Regions from separate parts of the Homo sapiens genome. Here region 2 is linked to region 1. A link is an interaction called in ENCODE POLR2A ChIA-PET data of the cell type or tissue named here. Cell type or tissue: Caco-2. All regions are shown on one strand. Region 1 overlaps STAG1 (STAG1 cohesin complex component). Region 2 overlaps STAG1 (STAG1 cohesin complex component).

Region 1 (2,500 bases):
GCGTGATCTGGGCTCACTGCAACCTCCACCTCCCGGGTTCAAGCGATTCTCCTGCCTCAGACTCCCAAGTACCAGGGATTACATGCACCCGCCACCAGGGCCAGCTAGTTTTTGTATTTTTAGTAGACACAGGGTTTCGCCACGTTGGCCAGGCTGGTCTCGAACTCCTGACTTCAGGTCATCCACCCGTTTCGGCCTCCCAAAGTGCTGGGATTACAGGTGTGAGCCACCTCTCCCAGCCTGCGCTCTGTTCCAGGCTGGAGTGCAATGATGCTATCTGGGCTTACTGCAACCTCTGCCTCATGGGTTCAAGTAATTCTCCTGCCTCAGCCTCCCGAGTGGCTGGGTTTTACAGGCCTGTGCCACCACGCCTAGCTAGTTTTCTGTATTTTTAGTAGATACGGGGTTTCACCATGTTGGCCAGGCTGGTCTCGAATTCCTTTCCTCAGGTGATTCTCCCACCTTGGCATCCCACAGTGCGGGGATTACAGACGTGAGCCCTCATTCCTGGCTGGTGTCTATTTGCTCTCTAATTTCTCTAAGATCTATATGTTGAAGTCTTTCATTCCCCACATTTTATACTATAACCACAATCTCTTTGATGATTTTCTTGATTGGTTCTGTCATAAGTTCTGTGAAATCGTACATAACATCTGGACACAGTTTTCTCCAACAGGTATTTATTTTGGGGGGCTTGATGGCTTTAGAACAACAATGGCATTTTCAGTGGTGTAATTCTTCCAGACTTCCATCATATTCTATCAGGGTTCTCTTCAATAGTGTTGACAGCCCTTTCCATTGAGTACTATGTTTAATGACCTTTAAGGGTTCTATGGACCCCTGATCTGTAGGCTGATTTAGAGATACTGTGTTTAGGAGCAAGTAGACCATTTTGATGCCTGTGGTGTTGAACTTACTGGGTTCTGGTTGGTCAGGGGCATTGTCCGTTATCAGAAGAACTTTAAAAGGCAATCCCTTACTGGCAAGGTACTTCCTGGCTTCAGGGACTTTACAGCGTCAGTGTAAACCAATCCAGAAAAGGGGTCCTTGTTGTCCAGGCCTTCTTGTTAGACATTACTGGCAAAAAAAGACAGGCAGCTGATGTTTATCTTTTCCCTTCAAGGCTTTTGAGAGTTAGCAGCTTTACAGATAAGGGCAGTCCTGATCATAAACCCAGCTTCATTTGCACAAATGAGTAGATTAGTGTATTTCTTCTTGCTTTAAAGTGGTACTCACCTCTCTTCCTTACTAATAAGTGTCCTTTGTGGCATTTTTTTTTTTTTTCCAGAATAGGGCACTGTGATCTGCATTAAAAACCTTTGCAGGCAGATATCCTTTTCTTCAGTGATTTTCTTAATGGCGTCTTGGAGAGTGGTCAGCTGCCTCTTGGTCAGCAGAAACAGTTTTTCCTCTTCTCTTGACATTTTTAAAGTGAAACCTCTTTCTAAAATTATCAAACTATCCTTTGCTGGCTTTAAATTCTCAGCTTTGTAACCTTCACATTCCTTTGGCTTTAAGTTGTTATTATATGACTTCACTTTTTTAAAATCATATGAGTATAGGTGTGCCTTTTTTATAGCAATTCTGCACCCATATATAAGCTGTACTTCTAATGTGAAATAAAAAGGTATTTTGCAAAAGGTACAGTGGTTTTTGCACCTGCTAGTATAGCAGTAATGGCTTTAAGAATTTTTTTTTTTTTTTTTTACAATGGTCCTTATACCAGATTCATTTATCTTGAAATGGTGGGCAACTGTAGCTGCAGACATATCAAGCAATTTAATTTTTTTCTTTAAATTTTTTCTTGTAATAACTTTTCTCTGCTTCTTGGGAACACTTCCAGCATCACTAGTAGCACATATGGGTCCCATAATGTTATTCAAGGTTTATGGTATGGCACTAAACATGGTAAGTGAGAACCACAAGATCACTTTTGACTATGATACACAATTCACTGGAGAGACCAACTGTTCATGCAAAGATGATTAGTGTCATGGGGCTTTTTTAGTGAATACTTGGCAATACTTGAGCTCACTGCAATAGCAACAGTAGATGTGTACAATATTATTGTAGTAGAATGTGTGCTAAAGTTAATTCTGTACAGTTATGATTAATACTATATCTTTTTTTTTTTTTTGAGTTGGAGTCTCGCTCTGTTGCCCAGGCAGGAGTGCAGTAGTGTGATCTCGGCTCACTTCAACATCTGCCTCCCGGGTTCAAGCGATTCTCCTGCCTCAGCTTCCTGAGCAGCTGGGATTACATGCGCTTGCCACCACATCCCACTAATTTTTTTTTTTTTTTTTTTAAGAGACGAGTCTCGCTCTGTCGCCCAGGCTGGAGTGCGGTGGCGCGATCTCGGCTCACTGCAAGCTGCGCCTCCTGGGTTCATGCCATTCTCCTGCCTCAGCCTCACAAGTAACTGTGACTACAGGCGCCACACCTGGCTAATTTTTGTATTTTTAGTAGAGGCAGGGTTTCACCGTGTTAGCCAGGATGGTCT
Region 2 (2,500 bases), 140 kb before region 1:
TGTACATAACAGTTTTATTTGTGATAGCCCTAAACTGCAAAGAGTACTCATATTCCTCAACAGTAAAATGGGTGATAGATTGTGGTATATTCATACAATGAAATAATATTCAGCAATGTAAAAAAGGCATTACTAATACACATAACAATGCTGCTGAATCTTACCAATACAACTTTGCTTGAAAGAAATAAAAAAAGATGATATCATTTATATGAGTTTCAATATCATGTCAAACTAATTCATGGTAATATGCATCAGTATAATAATTACCCTTTGTGCTGGGGATGGTTACTGACTGGAAAGCAACATAAGGGAGCCTGTTTTAGTTGTGGAAATGTTTTATATCTTCATCTTGGTTGTGGTTACACAGGTGTATGTATTTATAAAAATTAAGGTATAACAGGATTAATGCATTTTACTGTATATAAATATACCTTAGTACACAAAATTTTATTTTTTTAAAATTTACATTTTTATACATTTCCTCTGATCCCTACCTCTGCCCAAGAAAATCTCAAACAATCCTGCCCACTGGAATGCAAACTGGAATTACATTAAATTTGCCTTGTAAGTTGGCAAGACTCTCAGACTTTATTGATACAACACTAAATCTTTTTTTAAATTCAGAATATGATACTTGTTGAAGTCTTTTTTTAATATCCTGTAAGTTTTAATAATTTTCCTTATTAAAAATTCTCTTAGATTTATTCTTAGGTATTTTTCGTTGTGAACAAGCTACTAATCCATTTATATTTTCTAGTTATTGCACTATTAAGTTATTTTGTATATTTATCTTGTCAGCTACCTTGTCAAATTTTCCTATTATTAATCTCTTGAATCACTTTAATAGAGACTCCTGGGTTTTCTTATCAACTGTAGGAAAGGAGAATTGTCTTTACTAAATTTTGCTAACTTTTGCATTAACTAAAGACTTCAACCCTGGGTTGAATGGTTAGAGGGGCATCCTTGCCTTGTTCTTTAATTAGTTGAAATATCTTAAGTATTTCAACAACAAATATATTTTAGTCTTTTTATCCTTTAAGTAGATTTTATTGAACCCTAATTTTCCTAGAAAGTTTTTTTTTTTTTTTGGATTGGCTACAGAATTTTATCAGATACGTTTTTGAGATCTGATTTGATATATAATTGTTTTATTTTTCTTTTTCACTTTGTTGATAAATTCAGTTATTTGATTTCTTAATATTAAGCCATTCTTGTACTCTTGAAAAAATGCCTCTTATTATTTGCATTCTTTTTATGCACTACTGGTGGATTATGCTTTCTGATAACTCAGAAAGTTTGTATCTGTGTAAAAGTGAAGTTAATTTTTATCATTTTCTTAATATGGTTTGAATATTATCTATACTTGCTTAATAATTATTGGACTTAATGGGATTGGTAAGGTCCGATTTGTTTTGGATTCTATTGTAAACAAATCTTTGAAACCTAGTAAGTCACTTTTTATTGGCCTTTAAAAATAAGGGAGTCTCTACTTTTATTAGGCTACAGAGAAATAATTTCAGGTAAGTAATTTTCTCGTTCAGATAGAAACACACACAAACACACAAACTTTTTTGAAAATTTATTTGCTATAATATCAAATTTTTTTGAAGTTTTCATTTTTATATTTTTTTTCCACAGTCCGTGGTGGATGACTGGATTGAATCATATAAACAAGACAGGGACATCGCACTTCTGGATTTAATCAACTTTTTTATCCAGTGTTCAGGATGTCGAGGTACAGAATGTTGAAATAAATGATGTACATTGAGCCTGTCAGTCCAGCAGTGTGACTTTTACTTCACCTGCCACTAGTCGTATATAATTTACCCTAAAATTAAAGATTATCTGCTAATCTTTTTCTGATAGAGAATATTATTGGTAAGTTATATAAGGATATTCCATTTTTGTTCTTGTTCAGTTTTGCTCCTATAAAGTAATACATTTATATAGTTTTTGAAATTTTGGGAGGAAATCTGAAATTCGTTCAGTAGTTTCATGAATTGATTTTTTAGATCATAGGCTTTTATAATTTTTACTCATATTATTTGTATGTATGCTCCATATTGGGAAGTGTGCTAGTTGCTAGCATTCATTCTTTTATATCCCTGCCAGTATTTCGTACTCATTTTATAGTTAAGTTTAAATACTTTTCTTAAAGTAACACAAGTAGCAGAATCAGGTGTCTTAAGTTTACAACTGTAAGACAGTTTGTTAAAGTGTAATTTTATTTTTATCATTTTAGGAGATAACTGCTAGATCTTTTTCTTCTCTAGATAAATCTTAACAGGTTAATTTGTATTACATGGGGGGAAGTGAGTTGTTAAATCACCATTCTCTGCTTGTGAATACAGAAGAATAGTAATCTTTAATTGAGATAACTGACCAAATTGATTTCTTGAAGGCTTGTTTATTTATGTACAAGTTATCACTTACCATATTGACATGAGTAGTTTATCAAATATTTACAGAGCACCACCCTTATACGAGATACTCCACC

What was found. Peaks named below come from ENCODE experiments on the same cell type or tissue, not always from the same donor. Only the 100,000 strongest peaks of a DNase experiment are listed, where the experiment ranks them.
Region 2: POLR2A ChIA-PET joins it to region 1 with 8 read pairs; 5 of 35 experiments call an interaction of 5 or more read pairs at or near these places.

The regions. Positions count from the first base shown.
Region 1 is chr3:136,426,866-136,429,365 of GRCh38, reverse strand. All of the region lies in intron 16 of STAG1 (STAG1 cohesin complex component), which reads left to right. Among named protein-coding and RNA genes, the nearest start is that of PCCB, 180 kb to the right of the region's middle. In Caco-2, no CTCF peak of the experiment used is centred here; a DNase peak (open chromatin) is centred at 965.
Region 2 is chr3:136,568,003-136,570,502 of GRCh38, reverse strand. STAG1 (STAG1 cohesin complex component) reads left to right here. Exons shown (of 34, transcript NM_005862.3): 5 at 1,642-1,738. Among named protein-coding and RNA genes, the nearest start is that of STAG1, 180 kb to the left of the region's middle. In Caco-2, no CTCF peak of the experiment used is centred here; no DNase peak of the experiment used is centred here.